Regions from separate parts of the Homo sapiens genome. Here region 2 is linked to region 1. A link is an interaction called in ENCODE POLR2A ChIA-PET data of the cell type or tissue named here. Cell type or tissue: CD4-positive, alpha-beta T cell. All regions are shown on one strand. Links, peaks and the distances in the headings refer to the core of each region. The heading gives the core; the rest is flanking DNA.

Region 1 (9,227 bases), core at 2,120-6,119:
CCAAACACAATCTCACCTCACCCACCAGTGGGAGCTGCTCCTGCCACCTCCCAAACTGTGTCAGAGCTACACAACTATTCACAAGAATTTTCACAACAACCCTACAAGGAAGATATTATTGATATTGTTGGCTCCCATCCTACCAATGAGAAAACAGGCTGGGAAATTATTTGCCCAAAGTCGCATAGCTAATAAGAGGTGAGTTTGGGATTTAAACAGAGGTCTGCATGACTCCCGAGCCCACTGCCTTTCCAGTGCACCCCACTTCCTCACCACACAGCTGTGCGTGAATGGAAGAATGTGGTGACCCACTACTCACAAACTCTGGCAACACTGGGTGAGCGGAAGTGTCTCCAGACAAAGACCCATGACTGCCCCCAAAATGCAAACCCAGCCTTGGAAGACATGAACTTTCTCACAAGCTATGAGGTGGCTTCGCTGGGCAGCTGTTATCTTGCTCAGTTTTGGCACATTACCATGTGATGCAATCAAGCCGGTCACGTGGCACCCACTCAGAGCATCCAGCGGCACCACAAGTAGTCAGAGTGTCTGGAGGAGGGCATGGGAAGAGCCCTCCTCACAGAAAGGCTCAGAAGGGACACAAACGCCCCTGCCCTTCCAACAGCTGCTGGCCAGCAAAGTACATCGGCTTTCAGTGATCCTGCATGTGAGTAGAAAGGGTGTTTCCAGCACATCCCAAAAAGGGTTTCAGATAAGTCCTGCAGCTTCGGGCTCTTTCTTCCACAACTTCTCCCTGTTTTTTAAATGGGGGACAAGAGTGCTTGTCTCTCTATAACCCCAGGAGATTCATGAATAATGTCCCCGAAGGCTGTAAAATGACAAGATGGCAAGAGGCACATAAACACAGTGTTATCATTTTCCTCCACGACTTGGTTTTCTAGATGTTGCACCTTGCTATAAGCCCCAGATGGAACCACAGCAAACCCAATAATTGCTTTCCACACTGATGGCAGTTTTAAAGAGGTCCCGCATTGTGAAATAATGATATTGACAAAAATAATAATAATACCTCGTGTTTGAGTAACACCTTTCTTCTTAGGAGCTCAAAGCACTTTACAGACACAAGAAACGTTGTCAACAGACGGACAATTAATAGAAAAAAAATGACTCATGTTTTAAGAAGTTACTCCGTGGGGGATAATGGTGCTGTTATCCTCACAAATCGACTGGTGAACATAATATCCATTTCTGGTCTAAACCAGGAATAAAAATGCCAGGTAGGACAAGAGCAAGGGTACCTGGAGTGAGCAAGGAAATCAAGAGGGCTCCTCTCCCGTCATCTACCTGAACACAGTCTAGACACAGCCACAGCCTGGGACAATTCTGGCCCCAAGTGACCCCATGACAAGAGGCTGCTCAGGGACCCGGGTGATTAATATGACGGGACAACCACCCGCTTTGTAGACTTTTCTTGAGGCTTCTTTCTGGGGTTCAGATGGAGGCTGTTGAGTCATCACAGCGGATGCTCAAAAGAAAAGAAAATCAAGAAGCCCATCCCCAGGGCCCTCCTGCTAAATGAATGGCAGCCCCACCCTGCTCCTCACCCACTTCCCTCCCCTCTGCTCCCCTCAACCTCCTGCGTTTACCTCCCGGTACTCACCCAAATCTACAAGCTCTGCAAAGCCAGCTGCAGATATCACAGGTGATTTTGAGCTGTAAGAAATCATGAAGCAAAGGCATTTGCTGAGAGGCCACTCTGCAAAGTGCAGTGCTGGATTGAAAGGGTGGGGAGTGAGACCAAGGAGAGGGGAAGGGAAGGGGAGAAGCATTGATTTAAAAGCTGAGTGTGGAATGTACCAGGTTTGTTACCTGTGCTAGCTCATTTGATCTTCATCAAATGCCCTGCGATTGAGGTGTTGTTATCCCAGTTTTTAGATAACAAAGCCAAGCATCAGAGAGCTTAAGCAACTTATCAGGGGCCACACAGCTGTCAAGTAGCAGAGCCAGAAGGAAAATCCAGGTGAGTCTGGGTTTCCACTTCAACGACAAGTTAGGGAGAGGAGCTGAGAGTGAGCGTCGAGAGCTGTCAGAGCGGGCATTGAAGACCGTGGTGAGGAGTTGGAGGCTGGTTGTAAAGTCATGGGAAACTATATCCAGGCATCACCCAGATGAGCAGGGAGGAGGAATGGATCTGAGGGGCACTGTAGAGAAGGGACTTGGGGGATGGATTGTCTTTGGTGTATAAAAGGAAGAAGGTGTCAAAGAGGATCCAAGGCAGCAGCTCTACATCCTTGTTGAGTCCAGAACCCCTGTGTGACGTGCAACTGAGAACGCGGGATGCTTCCCCCAGAAAATGCACACAACCCACTCACAAACATCAGCGTCATTTTGGGGGAGTTGCTTGGTTCAAGATTAAGGTTTCTCGCCCTGTGAAGGGCCTGAAGTGGTGAGAACATCGGCATCCTGCGTTTGGCTTATAGGACTCTCAAGACAATTGTATATTTATTTTCAGAAAAGAAAGGAAATATCTCTGAAACTTGAAATTAAAAACCTTATTTATTTTAATATAAGAGAGGAGTTTCCTTGTTTCCGTGTTTCTTCTGCAAATCTGATTAGTAGGACCGCCACAGATGCCACTAAGGGTCACTTCACAAATCACCCTATTCTTCTATGCTTACAGATACCTATTTGCAAAAAGGCTACAAGTCCTAGTAACTGGATGAAAGACATTTGGGGACAAAGGTCAAAAACGAGGGGAGGTTGGGCACGGTGGTTCACACTTGTAATCCCAGAACTTTGGGAGGCTGAGGCGGGCGGATCGCCTGAGGTCAGGAGTTTGAGACCAGCCAGGCCAACATGATGAAACCCTGTCTTTACTAAAAATACAAAAATTAGCCAGGCGTGATGGTGTCTACCTGTAATCCCAGGTACTGGGGAGATTGAGGCAAGAGAATCACTTGAACCCAGTAGGCGGAGGTTGCAGTAAGCCGAGATCACACCACTGCACTCCAGCCTGGACAACACAGCGAGACTCCCTCTCAAAACAAAACAAAACAAAAAAAAGGGTAACAGGGTGGATCCAAAGTTGCTCTGGAAAGTCAAGTCTCGAATGCCCCAGGAACGTGAAGCCTTCATAGAGCCAGCGAAGGGGGTCTGCGTCCAGGATGTGGAGCGGGTTTGCAAATCTGGGAAGCTACACAAGAAAATGCCACTGATACACACGAGACAGAAAGAGAATGGGTAGAGGCTGATTGGGAAGAGGAATGTGCCTGGATGTCCCTGGTGGCAAGTCTCATTCTACCTTTCCCATGGAGAAAGAGGGAAAGACGAAGGAGAGTGAGGAAAGACCTGGGAGAGGAAGCCCCGCGGTCGTTTATCATCTATGGGGTGGAGAAATCAGAAGTCCCCACAGCCAACTATAAACCCGCATTGCATCCCTCACCCCAGTGCTGATACTACCTAGGCAAGCTTGGGGCAGTGCGCTGGTGGGAGAGGAGGCCAGGCACCCACCACAATCCCCCCAGGGAGTAAAACTCGGGATGGGGAGGGTGACTGCATCCAGGAAGGACCGTCTCAGCCCAACCTCACCATCGCGTCCGTGCGTGTCTGCTGGAAACCGGTCTCTCCCAAGGTTGCCTAATTTTCTGCCTAAAATATAGGCTGACCTGCAGCTTACTCCTTCGATATGCTGTCTGGTGCGGGGGGGGGTTGGGCTGCTGGGGCTTAAGGAGAGAGTTTGGTGGAGATAAAAAAAGTAATAATAATAAGCCTGATCCACCATTCTGGACACCCTTTCCAGCTCTCTGCTCCATGAAGCTGTGTGTGTGTAAGAAAAACAGGGTGTGTGAGTGTGTGTGTGCGCGCACACCAGCAATCAGTGTGGCGAGGCCAGAGGCTTTCATCACTGAAACACTGAGTTCCTGTTTATAAACATTTGCTCACTGTTTTGTTATGTGGGGGAATTAACCACAAAACATGACCCACGACGTCAAGCCCTCCATCTTCACATCCTTCATACCGCATGCACTTTCTCTCTCTACCTGAAAGCCGCTGAGTAGAAAATAATTTCTCTGCAACAAAGCGGGGAATGCCCAGAGAAGAGAAGGCGCCTCTACACAGACTTGAAGGCTTGAAGGGAGGCTGGGGAGACCTCCCACCGGCGATCACTGACCCATGGGGCTGTCTCTGGGAAAAGTCATCACATGGGCCATGGCTGAAGGCATTACTCTTTCTGGGGCTTTTTGGAGCCCCAAAAGATATTGGGACCAAAACAAATGTATCTCAATGGCATTTGCGCGCCATACTGGGCAGGGGGTGAAGGTCTAGTCTGTATGAAGAGGAGAGGAAGACCAAGCAGAACAGAATGCAGCTGAGACCTTGGGATAGAATGGAAGAGGGGATGGATCCGCTGAGAAGCTTTGGGGCTCCCAGGTTGGGAGGACTTATGCAGACTGAAAGGAGACCTCAGGAGCAGAGTTCTGAGGGGAGGCACTGGCTGTTGAGTTTGTTTTCCTGACCATCCTCCAGATAAGATGGTTCTTTCTGGTGAAAGACTGAGCATGCTGCTATTATAGTTTGGGGGCATCCCAACAGCAGGATGCAAGTGTTCTGCGAACCATATTCCACAGAGTGCTGGGGCTCCAAAGTTACCCTGGAGAGCCCGTGGCAGGGGTGGGGTGAGTCTTGCCCTCTGAGAGCCCTGCCCTGCCTTCAAGAAGAGCAGTTCCTCTTCCATCTGCTTGAGGCATTGGAGCTCCTCACTGGATTTCATGGTAAGAATTCAATCACCAGGAAAAGTTTGGAAGCCTCTGGATCAACGATATCCAAAGTCTCTGATCTCAGCTTGGAGGTGCTTTGAGCCTCTGGCCCCGGTGCTCTGCACTGTCCCAGAGAAAGGGGTGGGCCACTTTTGGTCCTAACAAGCAGTTCACCAAGAACAGGGCAACGGCTAAAAGATGAAGGGTGTCCAGACGCCGATGAGGGATCCCAGGCCCTGGAGAAAGACGGTTACAGGATACCAAGATTCCTGGTGGTTTTCCAGGGCATTCCAGTATTAGAGCCCTCACCCTCCTTCCCGAGGTTCTGCGCTGATCCAGTGCAGAAGCTGCATGCACTGGAGAAATGGCTAACTCTGTGCCCAGGGCTGGACGGAGCAGCATCGCAGATCAAAAGGCCGCCACCCCCAAGAAGTCCATGAAAGGCAATCACCCCTCAAAGCAAACGCTCTTCTTTCCAGGACTCACAGAGATTATCAAGTCCCAGCTCTTGCACCCCCCAACATGCCCTTTCCCTTCCTGCCTCATTACTCTGTTGAAGTTCCATTCCTGTTCCACAACCACCCAGATCTCTCCCGTGCCTCTGCCTTCCTTCCCAATGAGAAGCAGGGGGAATGCTGGGTGCCCATTCTTTAAAACAAACAGGAAGTGGGGGAGGGGGAGCTGGGAGGATTGAGGGGGAAGGGAGAGAATGGCATTCAAGGACTGGAGCTTGACATTCTAATGCTTTGGGCAGGAAGGGAGGAGGCCACCATGCTTTACTAGGTCATGGAGAGGCGGAGCAGGCCTTTGAGCACACGCTCAGGCCAGGGCACCACAGTGCAGGTTGCTCAGAGGCTCCCCGGGCCTAGAGCACGGGCATCAGTTTCACCCACTCTGGGCATTTGCTGCCAACTCGGGAATACCCTTCACTTTTCCATTACTTCTGCATGGCAAATATATGTATAGATATTATCGTGTGTGTATGTGTGTGTGTGTGTGTGTGTGTGTACAATCAAAACTTATCCTCTGTAGCGAAAAAAAAAAGTATTAATTATGTTTTGGATTGTCTTCATAGAGATCTGAGAGCATAATTTAAGTAAATACTGTAGTCATGACTAGCAATGCTATATTATTCTTATTTGAATTTTAACCCTAAGAATTTTCCAGTCTGCTAGCCAAACCAACACTTGGGCACATTTATAGTTCTCAAAAGCTAAACTCATCCCAGTGTTCTCCTGACTACTATGAGAGGTTTGGAGTTCTGGAGTTCGGACATGACACGGTTTCCCTGCATGTGTGATGAGACGTGTGTGGATGTGTCAGAAGATCGGCCTTTGGGTCAATGCGTATTTTGGGTGCTGCTTGCTTCTTGCTCCTTTGGGTGTGCCCAAGTCCCATGGCCTCTTTCAAGAGTTCTGAGCAAACCCATTCCTGTTCCCCTGTCTCATGGTTCGCCAGACATTACTGGGGCAGGAGAAGGGCTGTCAGCTGGGGCAGTCAGCAAGAGTGACTCTCTGATTGCCCTGGCTAGGAGCCCCTTCCTGATACCCAGGTAAGAGCAAACTGTTCCTTGAACTGTGCACACAGGGCATGGAAACCCTGCTTGTCAATGGATTGAAATGAAAATCCCAAATTCTACACTTTCTGTGACAAACAAGCCACTGGGCTTCCTTTGACTTCTTCGTTGTTGTGGACTATGATTCATAACAGTTTAGTATGTTATGCAACTAGATAATCATAACTATATGTGTGTAATATAGCATACTCTATATGTATGTAGTATAGCATACTCTATATGTATGTAGTATAGCATACTACATATGTATGTAGTATAGCATGAACACACACACACACAAAATGTTAGGATGGTGTGTTCCAACACAAAGGCATGCACACTCACAACCACACAGCAACAACCCCTCTAAGCGTTCCACAGCCACCAGTGTCTCAATCAGCCTCGGGCCGCCCTATCGCCTCCTCGCCTCCCGAAGTCTGTTCCATGCACTCGTAATTGTATCGTCTGCATTATCGGGCACATTCCTTTTTTTTTTTTTAAGGTTACTGAAGTGAACTAATTTATTTGGTCTGGTCATTTTAGCACCAACAATTATAGAAGAATCGGCCAATTATTTTTATTTTTATTTATTTTATTGTTTTTTTATTATACTTTAAGTTCTAGGGTACATGTGCACAACGTGCAGGTTTGTTACATATGTGTACATGTGCTATGTTGGTGTGCTGCACCCATTAACTCGTCATTTACATTAGGTATATCTCCTAATGCTATCCCTCCCCCGACCCCACAACAGGCCCCGGTGTGTGATGTTCCCCACCCTGTGTCCAGGTGTTCTCATTGTTCGATTCCCACCTATGAGTGAGAACATGTGGTGCTTGGTTTTTTGTCCTTGTGATAGTTTGCTGAGAATGATGGTTTCCAGCTTCATCCATGTCCCTACAAAGGGCATGAACTCATCCTTTTTTATGGCTGCATAGTATTCCATGGTGTCTATGTGCCACATTTTCTTAACCCAGTCTATCACTGATGGACATTTGGGTTGGTTCCAAGTCTTTGCTATTGTATCGGGCACATTCTTGCCAGCAAAGAATTTCCATTTTGACTAGGTGTCAATGGAAACAGCATCTTCTCCTTACCATTTTATACATCTGATAACTGAAAAACTCTCCGAAGACTAGACTCTGGCACCACACATTGTAAATCCTGTTTCCACTTTCCTATCAGCCTGGCTCTGGGGACACGGGCCACAGGACATGTTTATGCTGGGATATGACCTCAGGCCCTGTCCTCCCTGTGGAAATGCCACAAGAGCCAGCACAGGGGGCTGAAGGTTGTCCCTGCAAGCCACTTCTACATCAGAACAGCTGGCGATAGCTTCATACAGGCTGAAGAGACTGCAAATTGCATCAATGTTCCACCAAATTCAAAATAAATATCTCCCCGACTTAATTTTCACTTAGCCAGATCCCAAAAATGTCCAAAGCCACTTCAATATGACAAGAAACTGATGAGGTGTGTGGAGGCAAAGTTGAGGTGAAAAGAGACAAAAGTCTTTTTTTTTTTTTTTTTTTTTGAGATGGAGTCTTGCTCTGTCACCCAGGCTGGAGTGCAGTGGCGTGATCTCGGCTCACTGCAAACTCCACCTCCCGGGTTCAAGTGATTCTCCTGCCTCAGCCTCCTGAGTAGCTGGAATCACAGGTGTGCACTACCATGCCTGGCCAATTTTTGTATTTTTAGTAGAGATGGGGTTTTACCATGTTGGCCAGACTGGTCTTGAACTCCTGGCCTCAAGCAATCCACCCACTTGCCCTCCCAAAGTGCTGGGATTATAGGCACAAGCCACTGCGCCCAGCCAAAAGTCTTAATCTATTTATGTTATTTTTGCTAATTGTACAAAACACATGGTCTTGGGAACTGACTGCTATGGTACCTCCAGGCCCATGCAAGAGATGAACCTGAAATGGAAGGACCCTGAAGCTTAAAACTCATTAGCTTCATACTAAGTCCACCTCTGCATAGGATTTGGCAACTAGTGGTCCAAGGGGTAAGGGAAACAAAGTCTTCCAGCTGCAAGGAAAATCCTACACAAAGGTGCAGAGGCCAGAGAGCTCAGGACTGTTCAGCAAGCAGGGAGAACAGTCATAGGTGAGAAGCACGCAGTGGATGTAGATCTGAAATACTCGGCAACTGCAGACCACAGAGGGTTGCAAAATGTCAGGGTAAGATATCTTAATGTCAACTGTACAGCAAGAAGCTTCGAAGATTTGCCCTCCCGTGGCCTAAGGCAAGGACTACCCCTCTCCAAGCCCTGCTTTAGAAAAAGAAATCTGGGATGGACAGATGGGAGGCAGAGAGACCAGCTCAGAGGCATCAGCAGCTATCTGCCGCAAATCAGGATTCTCTGGGAAAGGAACAACACAGTGATTAACAGAAACACACAAAGACTCATGCGCGAGCCTTGAGGCAGTGCCCAACTCTTCTTCCTCCCCTGATCCCATTCACACTTGGATGTGGCATAGCCCTTTTCTCTGATACCTGGCTGCTGTGATGTGTCCTCAGCCCAGCTTTACCTGTGGGGTCACAGTCTCTGGAACTACGCTCCACACCCGTCACTGTCCTACCAGGGTGGTGACTCTCAGTCACACTGTCCAGGATGCACCTGACACCTGTGGATGTGGTTTCTGCCTGTCCTCTTAGTCCAGGATGCAAGAGGAGGCGGTGGCTTAGTTCAGGCAGGAAGAAAGAGAGCCTCCACAGGGCTGTAGCCTTGGGAACCGGATGGAGGGACCAAGTGGAGAGAAGGTCAATTAGGCAACTAAGTGTATGCAGAAGGCAAAGAAGACGGACACATCAAAGAGGACGCTGATGGCCACAGTGGAAGGAAGAATGTCTGTGTGTTTAGGCTCCAGGAGAAGCCCAGCGCTGCAGAAATTGACGCATCTCAGCATGGGTGTGCTCAGTTGGAGGCTGCGCACATCTCAGATTTGCCTCCA
Region 2 (9,227 bases), core at 2,172-6,171, 88 kb before region 1:
GCGTCAAACCTGCCCTTGGGCTTGGCCGAGGCTGGTCTGGGAGTACCATTTGCAAATGGCTCTTGCTTCACGGTTGCATCTCCATCTGGGTAAACAACCTAGCGACAGCGCTGGCTCTTCTTAAGGCTGTCTGTTATGGACTGAACTGTGTCCCTCTCAGATTCACTTGTTAAAGTCCTGACCCCAGTACACCTCAGAATGTGACTGTATATAGAAATAGGGCATGTAAAGCAGTCATGACGGTTAAGTAAGGTCATATGGATTGGCTCTAGTTCAAACGTGACTGGTATCCTTCTAAGAAGAGGAAGAGACACCAGAGCTCACTCTCTTTCCACGCACACAATGGCCATGTGAGCACACTGTGAGAAGATGCCATCCGCAAGCCAAGAAGAGAGGCCTTGGGAGAAACCAAACCTGCTGTCACCTTGATCTTGGACTTCCAGCCTCAAGAACTGTGAGAAAATAAATTTCTGCTGTTTATTCCACCCAATTTGTGGCATTTTGTTATGGCAGCCCAAGCCAACTAAGATACCATCCATGTAATTTCTTCTTGTATGGCAAGGTCTTAACATGAGACATGAATGAATCAATGGCCATTTCTATGCAGAAATTTAAAAGCATTCTTGAGTTCTCATGGGGAGATTTAAATTCTCCATATATGAACCCCTCTAGCCTGTACTTTCTTATAGGAAAATTCTCTGTGAGATTGGAATATTCCAGAAGTTAACCAAAAGGATCTTAATTTACACTCTATCTCCTATTCCTCACATTCCTAGTACTGTTAATTACTCTCCTTCCTCAACCTCTGCTCCATCCCTTTGGCAAGCCCATGCATTTAGTAGATGTTTATTGAGTGCTTCTCTAGGCCAGCTTAGGCTTTAGGCACTGGAGGTACGGGAATGAAGAAAACAGATAAGGCACGTGCTCTCACGTGGCTTCCATCCTAGCAGAGGAAAACAGAAATAAAAATAAATAAATAAATAAATAAGGACTATGTCAGATAGTGAAAAGCTATTCAGGAATTTTAAATACAGCAATGCAAGAATGACTGAGAGCCTGCTTTGGTTAGGCAGACAGGAACTCTGTCCTTTCCAACTAAAAACCATTCTACTCCCTCTTCTCTTCTTTCCATCAGCATAACTACCCCTTGAGTGCAAGCTCCTGGGCTGGGCTCCTGCAAAAGCATTCTAATTGACCTCTCTGCCACCTCCTTTGCACCACTGCAGTTCATTTTCCACATAGCAGCTAGGGAAATATGTAAAAAACAAAGCTGGTTTTCATTATTCACAATAGCTGTGTTCTATAAAGTTGCTTCAAACCCTGAATTCTGGAATACTGAAGCATTGCTCCTAGGGGAAACACAGGGTTAGGTTCCTATGAGCCTCTGATCACCCATCAGTACATAACTTTGTTTTATGTGTATTTCTGTGTAAAGACACCTCATTTAATATATATTGTTGACTCATTAACATTGAATTCATGGCTAACAGCACAATAACTCATGCCTGAGCAAAACTTATCTGACATACATATTTTCTACATAAGGCACTTTCTGGCCTTCCCGTGCTTATGAACACTGGACAGCACTTCAGTACTAGTCTGTAGTGGGGGCAGGAAAAGTGGACATTTTAAGCAACAAAATCACCAACAAAGAGCCAAGAAAAATGTAAAATAAGATGGCACTAAATAGACCACAAAAAGGTCACTTGTTTATAGTAAGAGAGCTGAAACAAGAAGAGAGCATGTCACTTTGACCTCAGCTAGCAACCCGCAGGTTAGGTGACTCACATTTTTTGCTTTGCTCATGTCTGTGAATGACTGCAAACTTGTCACCCAGTATTGGTCTTGGGGTAATATACAGGTATTCCTATGGTTTAAATGTATCCCTTCCAAAATTCAGGTGTTGCCAATGTGACAGTATTGAGAGATGAGGGCTCTAAGAGGTGATTAGGACATGCAGGCTCCTCCCTCTTGAATGGGATTAAGGTCCTTATAAAATAAGCTTCACACAGTGTTAGCTCACTTGCCCTTCAGCCTTCTGCCATGTGAAGACACAGCATTCCTTCCCTCTGGAGGACACAGCAACAAGGCACCATCTTGGAAACAGAGAGAAGCCTTTGCCAGACAACCAAACCCGTTGGTGCTTTTATCTTGGACTTCCCAGCCTCCAGAACTGTGAGAAAATAGCTTTCTGTTCTTTATAAGCTAGCTACTCGGTCTCAGCCATTTTGTTTTAGTAGCACAAACGGACTATTTTTGGTATTCTCTCAGGAATATTTCTCTGTATTCCATCAGCGAGCTACACATGCTTCCTGGGAGTTGATACGCATAGGAATAATAGACTCACGGTAGCAAACATTCAGTATCTGTTAAGTAAATGACTGAATGCATTAGTAAAATTTCAAGTGCTGCTTTTCTTTAAGTTAGGAACTGTTTCATTACATTGAAATCTCCAGCGGCTAGCACAATACCTATTGTAGATATCTAAGTTATGTTTGATGAATGAATGAATGGTCATAAATTTTGAATATTAAATTAGACATAATAAGAACAGTTTATCAACTCTAAAGCTTTTGAAAGTGCCCAGATAGTCTCTTCAGAATCACCACAAAATTATTTATCGGCCTCTTAATCCATAATTAAACGTGCTATACCTCTATTTTTTGAAAAATTACTTCTTCAATATTTTTTGTTTTTTTATCACTGTGACTATGAAAAGATTACTCAACTCTATTGATTGCCAATATAGAATAGTTCAGCTACATGATGATTTAATAAGGGTTTTATAGACTGGGAACTCAATTCTCATCTATTTACGATATTGTGTTCATGAGAAAAATGGATTCCAAGGTCTAAAACAGACTTTATCTAATGCTTTCTGAAAATACGATTCATTTAATAATATAGACACTTAAATGGATTTTATTTATTCTCAAATACATGGCATAACCTCAAATCTCAAAAAAGGTCATGGGGTGTCAGACCTCAGTATGATTTTCTGTCATATTTAAGTCAAGTGGCTTTTTTTCTTCCAAATTGCTCACCCCTACAACCATTCTTTTATACTTGTTGAATATAGATTTAATTATTGTCATATGCAGTGAGTCTCTGCTTTTTATCAAGTTTCCCATTCCTGGAAAGTTTATGACACAGTGAATTGACTCAAAGTAGATTATATTTTACCTTAGGAACAACAATAGAATTGAAGAGTTTTGTTCTTGATTTAACATCAAATAAATTTTAGATACAGCCATAATATGTCACAAAGGCAAAAACACAACAGTTTTAAACCTCTATAATCAATTACAAGAGTAAAATTAATGTCCAAGCCATTTAAAATGGGGTTAAGTTGATTATATGTTTTCTAATAAAAAGGGCTCTGTGTCTATGTGTGTGTGTGTCTATAAAATACAAATTTTCCTTGTTTTTCCACCTCTTCCTTGACGGTCCATTCTGTACACTGGCACCAGATTAATCTTTTACAGGTGAGACTCCAAGTTCACAAACCTTCCCCAGCTCACCTTCATTCACAGGGCCAAGTTGGAACCCTTAGCATAAAAGTTCCCCTCACAAGAGCCTCAGCTCCCTCCACACTTCTCCAACTCCTTCTAAATCCTCGCCTGCTGCTTAGCAAACTAGTTAACAGCTCCTGGCCCTTCACATGCATCCCCTCTCTTTCCCTGCCTTGATTCCTTGGTTCTCCTATCTGCTCAACCCGTGACCACCTCTCCACCACAGCAAATCCTGCTCGTCCTTCAAGACTCTGCCCAAGTCCTCTTAGGCCTCGCACACCATCCCTCTAGGCAAAAGGACTCCCCCTGTCCGACCCTAGAACACAGATTCAGCAGGGCATCATGGCTTGTGCTACCCAGGCTGGCTGGCTGAATCCCTCTGCCACCGTACTTCAGGAAGAAAGGGAGAAAACAAATTTACTGAGGACCTCCTATGTGTCAGGTACCCAGCCGAGCATTTTTATAAATGTTCTCTCACTCCTTACCAGGTGGGTACTGGCATTTTCATTTTGACAGCTGGGAACACAGAGAATAAATAACTTGTTGAAGTAACTCAGCTGAGAAGTGATAGGACCAGAATATAAGCCTGGAAAGGACACGGGAAGGATATAAAACTAAAAAATCAGGAGATCTCCAATTTAATTAACCTTTCTGAATCTCATTTTTTTTTTTCTCATTAACGGAAATGGCTAACAACACCTACCTCATGGAAATGTGCAAATTAACTGAGGACATTATTTTGAAAGGCTTTATCAGCTGTGGAGGTTTCTTTTCTCTTGGTGCCTAGCACACTCCAATGCTTAATAAATATTTGTTACTAGATTGATTTCTACGTCTTCTCTTAAAAGCTGCACTATCTGTTAGTCTCCCATGCCACGTCTCCCTGCTCTTAGCTGGTTACGATAATATTCGTGTACCCAACTTTGAAAAAGAAATCATGCCATGATTTGCTGAGAACCATTTCCAGGTCCAGCATGATGAGAGAGTCAACACTTACCTGCACACATTTGCAAATATTGCGTAATGTGCTCAGGAGAGAGAATTCCTCCCAGTATTTTTGTAACCTGTGTTCGGTGGTGCTAACTAATTCTAATGTGTAACATCAGTTTGCTTCTCCCCCTTGAAAGATAGCAACTGTCAATAATCATCACCGTGTCTCCCACTTGCAGAGCTCACTTAAACCGTCTAAAAACCCTTGATAGGGAGTGATATCAGCCTTTTCCCTCTGGACCAAGCTACCTAAGGAAAGCAGTATTGGTCTCATGCTAAGTCATTTGTTTTTGCTAAGAGTTTTATTGTTCCTTCACACGATAGTGATAACTGAGTTTTGGCTTCTAACTTATCTTTCCATGCCTTCTGAGTATTTGCACACTATATTTGGCATATTTCATGGTCTGTGCTTCTGTTCTTTATTTCGATTTTCAGTTTCCTCCTTCGCCCCTCCTTCTTTCCATGATTACCCAGCTGAGCTCCATGCAAACATGTCTTCTCTATTTATTCACATCACAATATCATTTTGACCCTCAGCTTTCCTATTTCATGTTTCAGAAATTTCCCCAAACAGTACTCCCTTGCCCTGGTGTAATTAGAGCTCCTATCTCTGAACCTCTAGAGTTACAACTTGCCCTGATCCACAGTTTCTTTCCTGCTTGTGAATTTCCTTTCCTCTAAGTAGTAAAATTAGTAACTCTTTGCATTTCTTAATTGTAGTTTCAACAGCTTGGATTCTTTTTGTAGGAAACTTGCTTACTCTTTGGAGCTCCTTTTCCACCACAACTAGGCCGTACAAAACCAAAGTTATTTTTAAGATGGAGTGGTCCTCAAAAATAGGCACCAACCAGTGCTTTTGTACATAAAGTCAATAACTTCTAGATATAGATTTTCTTTCTCTACCATACGCCCCTGCTCTATACAATTACCCAGTGATCAAAACAGAAACCTTAGCCAAACAAACGCATCCTATGGTGTGCAATGCTTTTCCTTTCTTATCCAATATACAAGGCTTTTTCACTCTGCCTAGTTCAACTCTTCATAAATATTAATCGGTCCCATTGATTCATCTTTCCATTTTACAGCCATTAATAGACACCTCTCTGGATGGACATCACATAGTTTATCCACTTTAACCAGGCTGATCGATTCTCTTTTCTGAAGAACGCTTGCTTTAGAGAAGTCAGGGAAACCAATTTCTCTTCTTGTTTTCTTTTACCAGTCTTCTGAAGAAGAGCCAAAGGTGAGAGGCGCTCTAACCCATGAGGCTTTTTTTTCCCCTTCCTTTCTGTCCTCACTCACAGCACCTCTTTCTTTGCCCCAAAGCGCTCCCGCCACATCTGTGCCCCAATACCACTTGTTACTTAGCATCCATGCTGGCTGGCTGCCGTGGCCACACTTACAGGTGGTGTGGGTGGGCACTGTTCTCGGTCCACACATCCTCCCCAAGAACCCTGTTGAATGGAGATGTGACAGGGCCAGGGGTCACTTAAAGATTGTTCACAGGCTGCTAACAGGCTGGGGGAACAGTGGGTCCAAGTCAGAGCTGCTCTTGCCGTGGGTGATGGCTGGTCTTCTTTGGTTAAGCTGACCCAGCACTGCTCAGCCAAGTCTCTCATGGTCAAGTGTTATTTCTTCCAGGTAGTGGCCCAAACAAACATTCTTGGAAGGCCACTTTCCTTTGTTAACTTTATTAACAGATAAGTCTCTAGTACGAAAGAGTTCTGGGGCCACCTGAGGCATAGGGACAGTTTCTGTGCTGCTTGAGAATAATCCCTTTGGGAGATCATTCGCTTAGCGGCCAGAGACTTGTGTGAGCCTGAGAGGTAATTAGGTTATAGGTGCCGAGCAGATCCACTTGTACCAGCTGTTCTGGAAGAGAAAGCAGATGTGTGAATGGAAGAAAGAGATGCATTCGAGGTTACAGAATGAAGGTCAGCGGGAAAGATGAGAATTCAGGATTCTCACTGATAGTTAGAGGTTTGTTGGTTTTTAATTCCCAGAAGAATCATGAAGAATGGATAGTAATAATAATACTTGACCCATGCACACTCTTTTATATACTAGACACTGTTCTAGTGGTTTAAATGTATTCACTTATTTGATCTTCATACCACCCATAAAAGTCCCCATTTAATAGATGAGGGAAAAGGACACCCACAAGTTCAGTAAGGTGGCCAGGGTCACACAGGGAGAAGGATGTAGGACCAGGACTCAAACCCTGGCAGTCGGGACCCATAGCCTTAACTGTGTGTGTGCGCACGTGTGTGTGAGAGAAAGAGACAGTGGGGTATGTTTCAAAGACAGACATGGAGGTGGTGCTATGCATATGGTTCATATGAGTCCCCTCCAAAGACTATTTCCAGACTAAATAGTGGCTCCAAAAGCTGACATTTACTGAGCGCCTATTAAATCTTCTCGAATTCTTACAATAATTCAGCAAGAATTTTCAGTTTTGAGGTGAGAAAACAGAGATTCAGAGAAGCGAAGCGAATTGGCCAAGATTACCCAGATAGTAAGGCAGATGGCGGACCAAGACTTGAGTCCAGAGGCCAAGCTCTTTGTGGCCCACCTTGTCTGGAGAGGGCCCCCTCACCTTGTCAAGTGTATGAGTCAATCAGACTATGAAGTAGCTCACAGAACTCTTTCATAAATTTGTTTGCATTTTCATTACACATATTATCCAAAAGAATCTTGTATCCTATGTCATCTGGCTGATAAATTTCTGATCTCACTCTATGGATCACTGGAAGAAGAGAATGGACTCCTCCTTGCTGATCATTTTTATGTGGAATATCAAACCAATGTTGTGGATTCATTGACATGCATATACTTCAGAACTAAAGAGAGAGCACAGTGATAGTCCCTGAATGCTTGCCCTAAGGAAGGAGCTTCCCCAAAATACAAGGCAAGAAGATGCTACACGGGTCTTTCCACTCCACAATTTCACTTAGGATCTGATTGTTTTTGCATTTTCCCTTTCGAAGAATTTTGTAACTAGCCAGAAGGTAAGAATGTCACCTCCGTCCTAATCTGGACATGAGCTAGGATCTAAACTTAATGGGCAAACTCATGTGTGGCTTCGGGCAGCATCATTTTGCATGGGGTTTTGTCTGAAGGTGGATGAAGATGCAGGTAGCTGAGGGGGACACTAACATGGGGAGGCCAGTGTGGTGTCTGTTTGAAACTGGTCTGTAGCCCAGCATGGTCCCCAGGCCAGAGGATCTGCAGGCAAGACTGTAGGTGCTGATTTATGAGGGGCTCCGGGAGAAGGGGCCAGGAGCAGTTCTGCTTTGGAGGAGTTGCACAGGGTGGAAGAGAGGTCTATTACCCCAAATCAGGGAGGACCTAGATGTTCTCACTGAGGAGTAGGGGCCAACTGTAGCCATCAGCTGGGTGGGGACTGGGCAGCTGAGCAGAACAAAGGAAGGACTGTTTGTGAGTACCTGTGAGACACCCCTCAGGGTCCACAGAAAGTCTTGGAGAGGGGTGCCCTCCTGTACTGGGAGCGCTGCAGAGATCAGAGCCTGTGAAATCTGGATCGTTGCTATTAGTGTGACTCATTAGTATCCACAGACTCCCAGCCATGGGGATATATGGTTTATAAGAGCAACACCCGTAAGAGTGGGGAGTGGGGTGGTCCATGAATACAGGTGTGATGGGTTCTGTACTACCAGGCAGCCTGTGAAAAGGAGGTAGGGTCATATTTGTGCTTGGGGTATAGGCATGTGATAAGTGAATAGATAAATAGTTCTCTTGAAAAGATCTCTCAGGTAGGGCCTTGAGTTTCAGGGTCACAAATATGATCCAAGTTGCAAGATCTCAGAGTATGGAATTCTGAGACTCTTGGACTTAGAAACAAAAACACATAAACAGGAAGCTCTGGAAGCAGTGGAAGAACCTGGAAAAGCCCATCTGTCCAGAGGCTGTCAACAGTGGGCACAGCAAAGGGCACGTTCACATTGGCAGGTGCACAGCATGGACTGAGCCCAGGGAGTTTCCGGAGGTGTGGGGTGCCTAGGTATCCAGGCATGTTCACAGGCAACCACATACAGACCCATTTCGAGGGCAGGTGGGGCTCAGTCTCCAGGATTTCCAACTTACCTGACACTATCCCCCAATTCCCAAGCAGGTGTTTGAGCCAGACTCCCATGCAAGCAGGGACAGGACCCCACCCTGTGCCTTCACTAGTTTTGGGAGACCACCAGCAGTGCTGGGTGCAGTCCACATATCTGCTGAGTCTTTCATCTTCATATTGTGTCTCGGTACTTTTAATTAAAGGATCCCAGAAAGCCGACTCCTAAAGGAGGCTGGTGTTGAGCCAGGCCCTTATATAACACACCTACTTGCTATAAACAAGAGCACCAGAGAAAGGTTTCCAATTGGATTGAAAGTGTTCCCCCTTTTGTCTGCAGTTTGGACAACTTCAAGGCTGTAAAGATGAGTCTACCCCACATATATTATTGTCCTTACATGTTCTCTCCCTTTTTGTTCTCTCCCTTCTAACTCAACCTTCAACTCCCTATCGTGGAAGGAAATATAGTTGTTGTGTGTGTGCATGTGTGTGTGTGCCTGCGTGCATGCATGTATGTGTGAATGTGTGCGTGTGCGTGTGTGTTTCTCAGCATAATCCGCTTTAGCAGGCTGCTAGATCTGACCAGTAGCAGCAGCTGTGGCAGCTGCAGCAGTGGCTGATTGCACTGGAAGGGCATGGATAAGCCTGTT

What was found. ChIA-PET counts read pairs that join two places held together with the same protein. Peaks named below come from ENCODE experiments on the same cell type or tissue, not always from the same donor. Only the 100,000 strongest peaks of a DNase experiment are listed, where the experiment ranks them.
Region 2: POLR2A ChIA-PET joins it to region 1 with 7 read pairs; 2 of 35 experiments call an interaction of 5 or more read pairs at or near these places.

What each region holds. Positions count from the first base shown.
Region 1 is chr1:234,755,121-234,764,347 of GRCh38, forward strand. It overlaps LINC02961 (long intergenic non-protein coding RNA 2961), which reads right to left and starts at 4,936. Exons shown (of 1, transcript NR_148962.1): 1 at 2,499-4,936. All of the region lies in intron 1 of LOC107985364 (a long non-coding RNA gene), which reads left to right. RefSeq lists enhancers at 5,458-6,037, 6,038-6,615. In CD4-positive, alpha-beta T cell, for the core only: no CTCF peak of the experiment used is centred there; a DNase peak (open chromatin) is centred at 3,941.
Region 2 is chr1:234,666,617-234,675,843 of GRCh38, forward strand. It overlaps LOC124904555 (a long non-coding RNA gene), which reads right to left. Exons shown (of 2, transcript XR_007066952.1): 2 at 4,786-6,374. Among named protein-coding and RNA genes, the nearest start is that of LINC00184, 42 kb to the left of the region's middle. In CD4-positive, alpha-beta T cell, for the core only: no CTCF peak of the experiment used is centred there; no DNase peak of the experiment used is centred there.